Linked DNA regions of Mus musculus: region 1 is linked to region 2. Evidence: chromatin contacts called from ENCODE POLR2A ChIA-PET data. All regions are on one chromosome and are shown on one strand. Each heading gives the region's core, a stretch centred on a gene start or an enhancer-like site at or near the end of the contact. The rest is flanking DNA. Distances are from core to core; before and after follow the strand shown. Region 1 holds the start of Bod1 (biorientation of chromosomes in cell division 1). Region 2 holds the start of Stc2 (stanniocalcin 2).

The links. ChIA-PET counts read pairs that join two places held with the same protein, here RNA polymerase II (POLR2A).
Region 1: POLR2A ChIA-PET joins it to region 2 with 16 read pairs in Patski. The contact joins the promoter of Bod1 here to the promoter of Stc2 in region 2. POLR2A ChIA-PET finds 5 or more read pairs at or near these places in 2 of 5 experiments (Patski and embryonic stem cell).

What each region holds. Positions count from the first base shown.
Region 1 is chr11:31,666,476-31,674,103 of GRCm38, forward strand. It overlaps Bod1 (biorientation of chromosomes in cell division 1), which reads right to left and starts at 5,387. Exons shown (of 4, transcript NM_001024919.1): 1 at 5,026-5,387; 2 at 2,769-2,893; 3 at 262-458. The coding sequence starts at 5,226. The coding sequence ends at 263.
Region 2 is chr11:31,367,490-31,375,008 of GRCm38, forward strand. Stc2 (stanniocalcin 2) reads right to left here and starts at 2,572. Exons shown (of 4, transcript NM_011491.3): 1 at 2,223-2,572; 2 at 237-379. The coding sequence starts at 2,373.

The DNA of each region.
Region 1 (7,628 bases), core at 4,137-6,636, 300 kb after region 2:
ATTTCAGAGAGGATGACCTCCACATGAGTCCCCTGTGTAAACCCGCCACAGTGGTTTCTGATGAGGAACCGTGAGGTTCTCTGTTGACTTGGATGCTTGGCTCTGCTGGTACAGAGGACACTTGGGAGCGTGTGAGTGCTGAGTTCCGTGGGACAGCCACTCTTCTGAATAGGTGTGATGCATGACTTCTAATCACAGCTTAGCCCTTTTCTAACCATTTCACACATCAACCAGGCAGGGAGGACAGAGGGTGTAGCAGACCTTAGGAAGCATCCTGGGATGGTGCTGGAGGGTCCTGGCTTTCAGGTTCTGGAGGCGGGGCCGGCACAGCTTCTTTTTTCTGGGCAGCCAGGAACTCATGGATTGCTCTCTCTATCTGTGGCCTGAAGATGTGGTTTAGTTTGGGGTCTACCACTTGGGAAATGATCCTGTCCACTCCTGCTTCCAACATACCTGACCTGTGGAGATAAAACAAACCACTGTTATTTAGTTCTCGAGAGTTCTCCTTTGGACCAATATGTCCCAAGTGTCATTCGAGAGCCCAGTAAACATCCATTTTCCCCAGAGTTTAAGCTACTGGCTTTTCATCTGAAGGGATTCAGAGCCGACTGCTACCTACCATCCCTAATGCAGCCCCAACTTTGTACAAAGGAATGAGACAAATCAGAGCAGGCTGCCTCAAAGGCCAATACATGTGACACACGGCAAAAGCGAGCCTGGCCTCAGGTATGGAGTGAAAACTGCAGTCATAATGTTAAAGGCAGCAAAGCCTTGTTTTGTCGTCATTTTCTTCAGCATTTATACTTAGCAGCAAGAACAGAAATGGTTTCCTGCAGCAATGCAAACATCCAACACAGCCCAGACAACAGAGATTTGTGACAACTGGTAAGAAGCATAAAGATTAGACACACAGTGTGTAGCTACTCAGTAAAGGATGGCTTCTGAGCCACCAGAGCTCAGCCCGAGAAAGGGAGCAATACCACACAGACCAAAAGACAGCATGGGAACCTTTAGATGCCATCCTCTCCTGACACACAGGACTTTATATGGGTGTAATCATCTTTATTTACAACACTCCAATTTCAGTGGCCATGAGCCACACAAGTACTAGATTGTCAACAAAAATCCTTTTCTATTTTTAAAGTCTTTTAAGTTTCAAAAATCACTGCATAGTCAAAAGTTTCAAGGAAATATATAAAGAGGCTCATACATTCTATTCTTACACCTCTGGTGTTAGCACCTTGCATGACACACTACAGTATCAAAGCTAGGAAGATGGTACCAGTATCCAGACTGCAGTACATTACCTGCATTAACCCAGCCTTTCTTTGTGTTGCTGTAACAAAGTAGCCGAGGCTGGGAAATGTAAAGAGGTGTACCTGGCTCATGATGCCAGTGGCTAGAAAGTGTTAGCAGCACAGCACAGCACAGTCTGCTCAAGTCCCTATCTGTGTTACAGCATGATGGTGATCACATGCATGCCAAGTCGCACTGCCTAGTGAGAAAATCAGCTGAATTCACCCATTTTTTATTTTCTTTCCTTCTCTAGGAAGGTCCCACTGTATAGCTGAGGCTGGTCTGGAACTCACTACATAACCAAACCTGCCTGGTTCTCCTAACATTCTTCCTGCCTCAACCTCTGAGTGCTGGGATGACAGGAGCATGGCATCACACTTGGCTAAACTCAACAACTGATTCTCAAAGAACTAATTCAGTGCCACAGGGGAGAAGGCCCCATGAGCTGAACCTCTTCTGCCAGCTCCCACCTTAACAACACTGGGGACCAACCTCTAACATAAAGGCCTCTGGGGGATACAGCACAGCATTACTGCATGCGTTTCTTAGATCTGCACCAGCATAACTAAGAGCCTGTGCTTTGGCTCTCCCAGTCCAACTGCCTACACGTCTTTGGCAGCCACGCCTTCACGAATCTCTGCACTATCAGCAAATGCAGTCATATCAGTCTTCTAAGATTTGCTTTTCTCACAATTCCCCGATGTTTCTATTTTCAGAGTCCTGCTTCATAAGCTTTTATTCAACAATTTAGTGGATTAAGAAGTGCCAAACAAGCCAGGCGTGGTGGCACACAGCTTTAATCCCAGCACTCAGGAGGCAGAGGCAGGCAGATTTCTGAGTTCAAGGCCAGCCTGGTCTACAAAGTGAGTTCCAGGATAGCCAGGACTATACAGAGAAACCCTGTCTCGAAAAAAAAAAAAAAAAAAAAAAAAAGTGCCAAACAAAAGCCCTAAGCCAAAATGGATCCTGAAAGAGCAGAAAGAAATTTACCTTGAAACCCATGACCCACTCCACTGTACCAGTAACAATGAGGTCACTCATGTGAGTGCTCTACAGGACCTTCTAACAAAAGTTCAGTTTGTTTCTATAAAGGACAACATTTTACAGGACATCTTCCTGTGAACTGTCACCACACTTTAGCAGCCATGGTCACAGAACATACAGAACTTACTTTCCACACCCTAACACTGCTATCTTGGTATAAAACTCACACTTGTATTCAGATTACACTGAAAGCTTCAAAGAATGAAGAGCAAGCCTGGCAATCTGGAAGGCCTTCCAGAGCCACCACCAAATGCACACAGCTAGGAATGACCCAGAGTGAGCAGCCAGCACTCCAGGGCTCTGTTCACCATCTCCGTGATGCACAAGACAGCAAGATGGCTACAAAGTACCACAGACCAAGACCCCCATGAACTTGTGGTCAGCCTGTGTAGCATTCACGCTGGGGCCTCCACCTTTTCTCTACTTACTGAACCACGCTCTGCCTCAGCCCATTTCGCAACTGGTTCTTGTTCATTGCAGGATTCCATTCCTGTTTGTCCAGATGTGTTGACACGAAATTATCCACCTTCTGCCTTAGGTTCTGGTAAGCTGGCTAAGACATTCATTCAGAAGAGACCGTGTTAGTGTGTGTGCCAATGTCCTGGCACTGAGCCATTCAGGAAACTGCTTTTCAGAGAAACACATCTTCTCCTTTAAACACACTCCCACCCAACCTCAGCGTTCACCTGCAGTACAGCGGCCATGAGGCAACAGCCAGCAGGGTGCCTGTCTTGTAGTGGCTGGGCACAGTGCAGGGCACTGCCTATATATGTCAATCTACTTAAAAAAAATTATTTATTATGTGTATTAAGTATAGAGTGTGTGTATGCCTGCAGGCCAGAAGAGGGCACCAGATCTCATTATGAGCTACCATGTGGTTGCTGGAAATTGAACTCAGGACCTCTGGAAGAACAGTCCTAACCTCTGAGCTCTTGCTCCAGCCCTTAAGCCAATCTACTTCTAAAGAAACTCCACGAGCGGAAACCCTATTAGTACTATGCTGCCCTCATTTTTTTACATTAGACTTTCAGGCTTAAAAGAGGAAACAAAGGTGCCCTCTATCTCCATGTGGCCAAGGACAGATGCAAGCTGCTTCTGGAAGGAACAGGGTTTGAGGCCGAGCACTGACTTCTTACAAGTCACCTGATTTCTGAGTGTCAGTAATTTCCATCCCTAAAATGCAAACACTCCTGTCTGCTTGACTCACAGTGACTGTTCATGGCAGTATACCAAGGAAAGGCCCCTCCAAATGAAACAGCCACCCAAGCCTCAGCAAGAGTCCCTACAGCTACAACCAAGGGAGTTCTGTGAAGCGTTTCCAGGAAAGCTGTGACCCTCAAAGGAGCCTGAGGCACTTAGTCTAAATCCTCTTCCTCAGAGCTTAAGAACAAGACTAGGAAACTACCTCGTGAGTACAAGGAATGTTCTGAGCCCCTGACCTTCTCTCCAACTGGAGGCAGATAGTACCTCTTCACCCGATCCTTGGTGAATGGCATGTCAGTGTCTGCATGGCTCTGGTCGCTCTACGAGAACATGGAAGCAGGAAGGATGGCCTACCTGTGCAGATTGTGGCCTAAGACATGTCTATGTAGGGAAGACCTTACCGCACATCAAAGCCGTAGGACAGGCCCCAGCAGCCTGTAGCTGACAGCTGAGCCCCAGCTAAGGCCTACTAGACCAGCTTGCTTGGTGACTCACAGCCCTGACAGCATGAGGAGCAACCACTACCCTGGGGAGCCCTCTCAGTCAGCAAAGAGGCTCCTAGCTCCACACCTTAATCTTGGCAAGCAAGTTTTGTAATGGGAAAGGAAATGTTCTGGCTACTATATACCTGCCCCGTGACACACATTCCAAAGTTTCCAAATGAGGTGAATTAGCATTTTGTTTAACGGTAGACTGGCCTTTGGCACTGGATCTAACATAGCCATTAACTCCATTTCAATTAGTTAAATGGAAAAAAAGAAGGTGCTGATTCGACAGCTTATCCCAATTTGACCTCAAACAAGTCTGCAAATGATTCAGCTGGGGAAAGGGACTATTAACGTGCAGTCCCATCCAGCCAGTGCTAAAAATCACCTCCCAGGTGAACAAGGGAACGGGTGGAGCTTCTAAAGTACTCTACCTTTCCCATGGGTTGTAAAACACAAGTTTCTTGGGTATGGAGTGGGTATACGTGTGCAGCCATTAAAGAATCCTCAAGTTCAGAAAAGCGAAAGAACTATAAATAAATAAATAAATGAATAGATAGATAGATAGATAGATAGATAGATAGATAGATAGATAGATTGATTGATTGATTGATTTAAAAATCACAGCTGGTAAGGGCTCCAGTGTCGGGTGTGCACCACTCAGAAGATAGATAGATAGATAGATAGATAGATAGATAGATAGATAGATAGATAGATAGATAGATAGATAGATAGATAGATAGATAGATAGATAGATAGATAGATAGATAGATAGATAGATAGATAGATAGATAGATAGATTGATTGATTGATTGATTTAAAAATCACAGCTGGTAAGGGCTCCGGTGTCGGGTGTGCACCACTCAGAAGATACCGGTAGTGCCCCGAGCAGCGCGTCCCTGCCAGGCTCTCGAGGTGCCTTTTGTTTTACTCCGGGCTCTGGCACGTCAAAGCAACTGGATGGTCCGCCCCCCTTGGTCCCCCGAGGCTCAGGTACCTTAGTGTCCACGTCGGCCAGGCAGTCCCGGCGGAAGCTGTCAAACAGCCCACGGCTCTTGAGCTGCTCCACTATGAGAGCGATGAGCTGCGGGTCTCCCGGAGGCAGCGAAGCGGGATTGACAGGGCCGCCGGCCCCACTCGAGCCCCCGGACGGTCCCGAAGCCTGGCCCGCCGCGCCTGCTCCCGCACCGTCCGCCATGGCCGCACCCCGCGCCCGCGCCGGGCCCCGCGCTCCGCTGCTCCTCCGGGAGCCGCGGGCAGAGCTGCGCAGACACGGAGGGGCCCACGGAGGCGGCGGCGACGGAGGCGGCAGGGTGGGAGGCGGCGGGGACCAAGGCGCTCCCCGCTCGCCGCGCTGCCGGCGCTCGTCTAATGGCGTCACCGACGGCCTTTGCATTGTGGGACGGTTGGTTTCCTGGAGCCATCACCTATGTTCTTATAGCCCGTGTCTGGCCGTTAGAAACTACAACTCCCGGCAGGCTGTTGGCTCGCTCGCGCTAGTTTGCGGGACAGCTTGGGCATTGTAGGCTCAGAACCTACCCAGTCACGGCAGCCCTCCCAAATCAGACCTCCGGGTCACCTGCAGAACTGATTAAAAGATTACGAGTGTATCCTTTAACGACTGTGATTCAGCAGCTCTGTATTTATGCCTGGCAGCCTGTGCTTTTGACAGTCGCTCCATTCCCACGATCCCCTTAAATAATGTGATCTGGGAGATTTGGTTAACAATGGGTTAATCTTATTGTTTTGACAAAATTAATTTTTACTTTTTGTGTGGCAGGGAGGGGCGGTGGAGCGTGCGACAGCACATATGTGGAGGTCAGAGGACTACTTGGGACACACTGGTCTCTCCTGTGATGTAAGTGGTGGGATCGAACACGTATCCTCCAGCTCAGTGGCAAGTGCCTATACCCTCTCAAGCTCTCTAACCTGCCTACTAATCAAACTTCTGTTCAAAAGTTTGTACCCTTCTGCCTGATTAATAGCAATGCAGATTCATTTTACGAACTCGTAAAATAACAAGAAGAAAATAAAAACTGCTGTTAAGTCTTTTTTGCATGTGTGGATTTTCGCCTTAGCATTAAATATTGTCAGCATTACTAATAGTAGATCCAGTAAGTAGAATGAATTAGATGTAATAGTGCTGCACTCTTTAAATACGTTCACAACTACCTGAAAGCTGGCACTACTATTTCTTTGTGCAGATGCAGAAATAGAAGAACAGAAATAATTACCGTGGTCATATATATACCTAGATGAAGTATAGTAGGTGCTGTGGTCCAGTGTTTAACCTAACATATCCACGGTCCTGATAGCTAGCTGTCATTTTACAACAAGTAAAATACCCTAGCTTTTACACCCACAAGTCTGCACTGAATTCCCCACTGTTGCCCCTATTAGAAAAAAAAGTTTGGATTGCTAAGAGAGACCATCATTTCAGCTAAGTGTCTGGATGAGGCAAACTTTACTTGATCAAGAGGCTTGCTGGGGCAGGAAAGGGCAGGGGAGGGAACACACCTAGACAGGAAGTGCATTTGGTTTTTATTCTGAGGAAGGTGAATCCTGTCTTTTCTCAGTTGGCTAGGGTCCAACATAACAATCTTACTCAGTTATCTGAAAAGAATTTGTGCATAAGAAGTAGAGGAGGAAGGGGAAAGAGGTCACTGCACCAAGGAGAAAAGGCCATCAAATTCCTTTGTGTAAATAAAAAATGTCCACGGGATTCTAACATTTGCAGGTCTTACAAAGTGAGGGAGGAAAAAAAAACTTAATTTCTTCTTCTAAACACAAATTTTATATATTTTATAGGAGAGATCATATTTGATTTTTTTTTTCAAGACAGGGTTTCTCTGTTTAACTACCCTGGCAGTCTTAGAACTCGCTTTGTAGACTAGGCTGGTCTTGAACTCACAGAGATCCGCCTGCTTCTGCCTCCCAAGTGCTGGGCTAAAAGGTGTGTGCCACCATGCCTGGACAGTTTTGATTTCTTAGGTGCTTCTGTCCTCTTTGTTTCTTGGCTGATCATCAACTCATCAACTTCCCCAGCTCTCAGAACTACATCTGCTGTGGTTCCTCCTCGTCACCCATGACAACTGAAAAAGATGTGGATAACATTTACAGTGCCCTTGGCTCCGGGGAAGATGCACAGTAGGCAGTGATCCAAGATGCTCTCACCCAACATTTGCTACCCAAGAGAACTGAAATTAGAGCACAAAACAAGTAGCCACTCTCAGTTCATACTTCTTAGCAACAGCTCAGCCAGTCGCAAGGTTAAGCTGATCACAATGTGTCATGACAGCTTGCAACCCTTTGGGACATCTCAAGTCTGTTTCTACTACTGACCCATGCTGACCTCTCATGTCTGGCTCTGAGGGAGTCCTATTAGAGAGTTCAACCCTGGCCCCTCCTGGAGGGAGGGCTGGAGGCAGGGTGCCCTTCTTATAGGTTGCATTTTAGGCACACCATATCTTATTCTTTCCTCACAAAATCTTTTTTTGGTCCCCGGTCTAATTTTGTCTATTGTTGAGCTAAGTTCTTAAAGCAATTGTTGTAACTGGAAGTGAATAATTTATAGGCTGATTGGCCATCTGCACCCCGATG
Region 2 (7,519 bases), core at 1,322-3,821:
GCTCTGCCTGTGTGGTTATAGCATGAGAATGCAGAAAAGGATTTGGCTTAATGGCACTCCGGAGAGCAGAGCAATGGGGGAACGTGGAGCTACTGGCGCCCAGCTGCATACCTGCAAACACCAGACTCTCTCAAGCAACTTAAACCCAGGAAATCTGCTCACAAGTCTATCCAAGCCAATATTTCAACCACACTATACCAACCCAGAATATTTTTCATTCTCTATGTTCTTTTTACCTGGGCATCGAATTTTCCAGCGTTGTGCAGAAACGTCATGCAAATCCCATGTAAACCCTGGATTTCACAAGAGTTGTTCTCGAAACACTCAAACACACCACAGCCCACGTCCCCGGCATTGACCAAACAGTGCTGGATCTCCGCTAAAATGAAAAATTATATACAAAGTTTTCTGCCATGCTAAGTGTTAATAAGGGCTAGAGAAAAAAAAAAGGAGAGAAAAGTGGAGCCAATTTCAGAATCTAAGGAGTGGAAAGAAAATGTCATTATTTTCTAATACATATGAAAAGTATGTGTATTTGTAAAATTAGCCAAAATAAACAAATATAACAATCAGAATTTAGTCTGAGCGTTTTCTTTTCTTCCTTCTATCGTTTCCACTTAATGAAGGTACTTGTGGGACTACTGTTCAAGAGCCCAAAGCACTTCAGCTTTTAAAACCCACAGGGAAAATAAGATTTGAAAATGACCACATTTTATGAATTAAATGTCGTTCTCTACTTGAGGCTGCAGAAGCCACTGCCGTTAAGATCTGGCCATTTCCTTCCTGAACCCAGATGAAAGCGTCCAAGCAACTTCAATTCAGCTTTATGATTCAACACCTAAAAATCAAAACAAGATTCCTATTAAAGCCGTGCCTCCAAACCACCCGCATTAAAAATGCTAGGCCACGGAAGCTGCAGCTGGCACCAGCTTCAGAACGCAGGAGGCAGGTGGGGGCTGGCCTTTCCACCCGCCACCTTTCTCTGGAGGTTCCTTTTAATTAGGGATCCGGTGTGAGATATCACTTAATCCCCTCGAATCCCAGAGGCCCCGAGCCTGCTCCCTCTTCCAAGATGTCCTAATTCGTCAGCCTGAAAGGACAGACAGGGAGCTGTCAGGCTGCGGCAGAGCAGTCTCACGCCTCTCTCGGTTCGCTCAGTTCTACGATTTAAACCAACCGCAAAATTACAATGAGGAAAGTGTATTCTGGAAGAAGGGCGGGGCTCGAGTCGAAAAATCTGTATGAGATGAAATCTAGCATGAGAACGAGCTTGTGCTTGTGAAGGGGTGCCTAAACCCGAGAGGAGGCAGGGCGGACGAGGAACCCTTGATTGTGCGCCTAGACAAGCGGGGGTGAGAGGCTGAACTGACTCCACGCGTGGTCGCGAGCAGGGCAGCGATCACTCACTTGGAGAACCCTGACCAGCACTTGTGCATTCCGGCTCAGGCAAGGAGCGCACGCACGCCACGGCCGCCGCTTTCACACGGCCCCCGAGGAATTGCGGGGGTGGGGGCGTAAGGAGACGAGCGGCAGACACGTTTCTTTCTCTCCCGGGAGCTGGGAAGAAGGCCAGCCCCGTGTGCCACACGTCAGGCTTTTGCACTGCAGCTTGCTGGTGAGCAGGGCCGCGCACGATTCGGATCGTGTCAACAGTTCTTCCCGTGCTGACTTGGCTAGGAGCATGGCTGCAGCAGCAGAGGTACGCTTTGCGAACCCCCTCCCCCAAAGGAAAAGTTCCTAACTGGCCAGCAAAGTTCTGGGCTGTCCGGCATCTTTGGAGAAAACGGAGACAGTACATGCCAGGCTGGCCGGCTTGGAAACGAAGTTCTGGGTGCAGGGCGAGCCCAGCTCTGGGGTCCCTTGGTACTTCGCACGGGCCAGGCGTGACGAAGTGCGCCCTGCTCCGGGCCCGGGACTCTGGCTGGAGCTGGCAGCAGCGTCAGGCACAGCCTCGGTTCCCCTCAGCCCCGGGGAAGGCTAGCAACAAGTCTTGCCTCAGCCATTTCATCACCCTGCTAGCACGTGCCGATCCCCGGCTCTCGCAGCCCGAGCCAGACCTCGCTTCGCCTCGCTCTTCCCTCTGCACGTCCCGAGCCACGGAGAGTTTGTGCCGCCCGGGGTGAGCTCGGGTCGCCGGCTTGGGGCTAAAGGCACCCGGCGCGCCGCGAGCATGCACCCTGTTCTCCCCCGGCAGCTCTGGGCTGCAGGGCGCACGCGTTTACCTGTGTTCTGCAGGGACAGACGGCCTTTCTGCTGCGAGCTCCTGTCTTGGGGACCTTCCGGAGGGTTCGTGGAGTCCGTCCCCTGCGCCGGGTCCAAGGTGGCAAACACCAAAGCCAGGGTCACAAACTGGCCCAGCCGCTCCGCACACATGGTTCTGGGTATCACCCTCCCGCCTGGAGACCTGGATTCTTTGTGCGCCCCTCCTCCTCCTCTTCCTCCTCCGCCGCTTCCCCCTCCTCCCACTCTTCCTCCTCGCTGGCCCCTTCCCTCCTCCTCGCCGCGGCTCGGATAGAGGTTACCCAGCGCCCTCCCGTAGCTCTCTGGAGAGCATGTGACCAGGCCGTTAGCCGCGCCGCGAGTGCCCGGCGATAGCAGGGATGGTGCCTCAAATATCCCTGGAAGCTCTGGTGTCACTTGAATGAAGGAGTCGAGCAGGTGTTGTCCCGGAGGCTGGACCAATCGGAGACCCCGGCCCGTTTGACAACACAGCGGGAGGCGGGGCCTGCGCCAACTTCTACGGGAGGAAGCGGAGCGCCTCCGCGATCGCCCCACAAAGTTGCAGACCTGGCGGCGGCCACGCGTTTGCGTGGTGTGTGTGTGTGTGTGTGTGTGTGTGTGTGTGTGTGTGTGTGTGTGTGTGTGTGTGTGTGTGTGTGTGTGTGTGTGTGTGTGTGTGTGCGAGACGCGTGCGCGTGTGCTCCGGGGCAATGGCACGCGTTTGCGTGGTGTGTGTGTGTGTGTGTGTGTGTGTGTGTGTGTGTGTGTGTGTGTGTGTGCGAGACGCGTGCGCGTGTGCTCCGGGGCAATGGCCGAATGGACTGAGGGGGAAAAATTAAAGCGGATGCCAACTCTACTTGCAACTAAAAACTAAAAAAAGGGGGGTGGGGGGCAGGAGAAGTCGGTCTTCACAGGGACAGAGTCCCCAGGGTTCATATCCAGCTGGGAAAGTTTCCTCTTTGGAACACAGTCACATTCTCAGCCAGGAGACCTGAACAGATTAGGACAGATACCTGGTCACAGAGATGGTGCGAGCAAATTGAACTCTGGTGGGAATTCCTAAGCGTCCTGACGCTTGTTTTGTTTTTTGGGTTTTTTGGTTTTTGTTTTATTTAAAGGCGCTTGAGGACAGGCGTGGAAGCTGCTGGCCTGATTGACTTACCCACTTTCTGCCTGAATTTGATGGGTCCAATAACACCTGGGGCGTCTCGTCTCGCTCCTCCTCCAGTCCAGACGGATTCCTGTCTGGGCTTCAGGGATCCAAGTGACAATTCATTTCACCAGGTGAAAATTCATTTGCATCATTTCCTGGCTGGTGGCCTGGAGGCCCAGGCAGCCTTGGGTCAGGCGGCCACAGACCATCGCGTGCCCAAGAGGCCAGAGCTTGACAGGCAACTTTAGGCGTCTCCAAATACAGTCTTCAATTTTCTCCAAATGCCACTCGGCCCACTTACGGGTTTTGTTTGTTTGTTTGTTTGTTCTACTCTGCAGTCCTCTGATGTAAAATTAAAGCACCCCACCCCCCAAATCTTGGGACCTTCTATTTTTTTCTCCTCTTCTTGGAGCCCCCTCCTTAAGCACCCTGAGAATCAGATCGCCTTCAGCTGCAATCTCCGCTGCTGGAGGAAGCGGGGAGAAAGTTGGGCGCTGCCGGGAGCGTCTTTCCTCCCTGCTGTGTGTGTACGTGTGCACGCTCACGTCTCCCTCGCGCTGGGCCCGGGACAGGAACTGCTGCTCTTGGCCTCATAAACCCGAAGGAGTAATTCGGGGGGCCAGCTTGATTGGGGGAGGGTGGAGAGGCGAGCGTTGCCACCTAGCGCCACATGGCACTCGTCCGGTATTGGCACTCCTTGCCCCTCCCCCGCAGTCCCCACCCTAGTCTTGGAGAACAGGTGAGCCTGGGTACCAACTCTCAACCCCCGTCCTTGCCCGACTTCCCGCTCGCCCGCGCATTCTGCAGTAATGCGCCTGGGAGGTTTCATCACCCACCGCCCGCGGCGACTGCAACCCTGGGCCTCCGAAGCGAGGCCCGCTCTCAGCCTCTTCTGCGCCTACGTGTGACACACCTGGGGGAGGGGTATAGAAATGAGCGCGCAGGTTGTCTTTCCGCAGCTGTTCAGCTTCTCTGGGTGCCAGCTGCCCTCCAGCGAGGGAAATGAGAAGCTGGGGGTCAGGGTGACTGCTGCTTCAGAAAGGAGGAAGGAGCCCTGGGAATGGGCTTTCCAATGGGCAGGACTTCTTGGAGCTTCTGTCTTAGTACCATACAGTTCTCGGCCCCAGGAAATGGTCAGTTTGAATCTCTTAGTCTTCGATGGTAGGAAGAAACTGGCCATTCGTCACTATAATAGCAGTGACTTCCTCATTTATCTTTTGAGGAAAGTGGTGGATATTGGGTATAATGATGGACCATCCTTGCTTGCTTGAATAGTCAATTTAGCTCCCTTTATTAGTTTAGGAGATGAAGACCCTCCTGTACATCCTTCAAAACAAAACAAAACACACAAACGAACAGCATTTTGGTCTGCCCCCACCCTTTAAGGCCGAAAATTTCCTGGGAGAGTCAAGTGGCCCTCAGCCTTAACTTTAGAGCTAGGTAACCTCTCTGTGGCCTCTTTCATGGAACAAAAATATCAGAGAAACAGAATCTGGAGATTCAGGCAGCAGAGGGAAACCACCCACTTTGTTCCATTGTAGAGAGGCCCTGCACCTGCCCTCAGAGGATCTGCATGGTTTGAAAAAAAAAATCATCTTGAGGCTTTAACTTCACATTTCAAAGGAATTTCATGGTTCCCCCTGAACCTACTGCTGCTTTGGAAAGAACACATAGTAGCTAGATGCGTGGTATAAGCACACATGGGTATCCGTTCTTGAAGTTTCATCTCTGGCCAATGCCAAAGCATGCAGACAAAGATGTTCTCCCAGTCCATTTCAACAGGGCTGCAGACAGACTGGGAGGTTTCCTGAGTAATCCTCTAAAGGCCCAGAGCAAATGTTGTGGGGCATGGATCACACTGGTGTCTTTGTTGTAATTTCCCTCTTCTCTGCAGACTCCTTTATCTCCCTCGGGCTGGGTTTGGCAGTTGAGTGGAATGGGCTGGGGACAATAGAGGACGCTTACAAAGCTAGCACTTAAGCACAGGCATCAAACACATTGCAAGGTTGAAAAATTGGTATCTCTCTAACCCTAACATCCACCCTAAGACTTGGAGGAGCAAGAACTGGCCAGCCAGTGCTGCCCTTGGGGCTCCAGTGTCTGTGGACAGGCCTACTTCAGTTTGAGACATATAACTGCTGAGACAGGACTGGTTTGTCTGTGACAGCCAGACTTGCGGGGCGGGACCCCTGCTTTCCCTTTACCAGTTGCCCTCACTCAAGTCCAAGAGTGAAGTGCTTGGGTTGAAAGCTAGAGGAGAGTATTGCCAAGTGGATGCAAGGGGAAGAATGTTTCCATGGAGACAAAACACAAGAAAAGAGGAGGGACACTGTGAGTTTTGTGTTGAGAAGGAGGCTGTCTAGTTTGGTGCTAAAGAGGGAGACGAGGTAAGACTGGGCCACGCTGCCATATCTGCACCCTCTGTGGAAGACCTATCATCTTGATAGGTATCTAAAGATGTGACAAAAGATGCTCTTTGATTGGGTTCTCCTTAGTACTTAGAGGAAGCTGGGGGTGGATGGGTACATTTTGGAACAAGATGAATCTAGTTAGTGGAAAGGAATAGGTTGAACTTTGTGGGTTGTAGTATCTAGAAGGACAGAAGGTATCCTTGCTCCGATGTGAGTAGGTGGGGGTCTAGCAGACAGGCTCATTCTAGCTTGCTGAGGCAGGGATTATAAGTTGACACATGTCTCTAGTCCAGGCTTCTAAAGGGTTCCAGAGCCTGAGAGAGGAACATGGCTCACACTGGGGAGCTCCGCCCACTAAATGTCCCAGCCTATAGGGGCAGGCTGGCTGAGCTTATGGCACCACCTTATGGCCAGAAAGGGTACTGTCTGACCGAGTAGTGGACTCACTTCTAGGCCCTGTAACATTAACTAGGCGTCCCTAAGGTCTGCTCGGTTTCTTCACACCAGCTCGCCTTGGTCAGCCAGTTCTCACAGGGCTATGATTTAACTTCATGCGCACAAAGAAGGACATCTCTCTCAAACATTTCTATTCTCCATCTTTCCTCTGCCCTCCATCGCCTTCTGTGCACTCTGCTTTTTCATACTTGTAAGAAGGAAAACAAGACAAAAAGGGGTGGGGGTTAGAGGTAAAACTGGAAAAAGTGTCAAACTGCTACATTAGGCTCTCCAAATTCTCATAAGCAGAAGTCTCCCTTAAAAAGTCCTGATTCTCCCCCTTGTCCTCATTCATTGGTTGCTTTATTGACCAGGCTTCAGGATTAAAGGTGACGAAGTCTTTCCCATTTGGTTTTGCTTACTAATAAATCTCCAAAATGTTTTCTGTTCTTTTCCCCCCTTAAACCTCAGCTCTCCAACATCCAACTGAAGAAGGCTTTTGGGTCTGGCCTGGAAACCAACCACTTACAATATTTTTTTAAAGCTGGGCATAGTGCTGCATGTCTTTATTCTCAGCTACTTGGGTGTCGGAGACAGGGGGATGGCTTGAGCCCAAAGCTTCTTGGCTAGCCTAAACAATACTATGAGGAGAATACATTCTAAGCTCCCTAACTAGCTTTCAGAGTGCTGGAACAAATTGCTTGTGAGCTGGGCATTTCCTCTGTCTCATCAATTAGTACTATTAGCAGTCAAGCCATCACTGGATTGGCCAGAGATACAAATGATATAGAGGAAACATGTAAAGTCCCTGTAAGGACACTGTAGCCCTTACAGCAGACTTGTTTCCTGGGATAGCATGAGAAGACAGTAACCATCAAGTGTCTTCTGTGGACTGAGCTGTGTTAGGGTTTCATCACAAAGCCCCAACAGGACCCAGAAACCATCACCGTTTCCCTTGGGATGGAGCTTTTTCGTTCTTCTCGTGTGCTAAGACAAACTTTAGGAAAAAAAAAATATATCCCAAACAAGGGGCTGCCTGGCTTTACAGCTGAGGCCAGAGGGACACTTGTTCTGGGAGGAGGTGGTGTCCTTCTTGCTGGTTTTGAAACTTGAGCTTAGAAATGCTGGATTTCTGATGGATGAAGGAAAAGGTTTTTTGTGGGGCTTGTTTTCCAAATGAGCCTGACTTTGGAAATCTTTGGTAAATGATGAAATTGGTTAATGGGATTTAACCCTCATAATGCCTTCAGGAGCCTTTGAGATGTTTCTTCTTTTCCTTCCCCCTCCTCTTCCTCCTCCT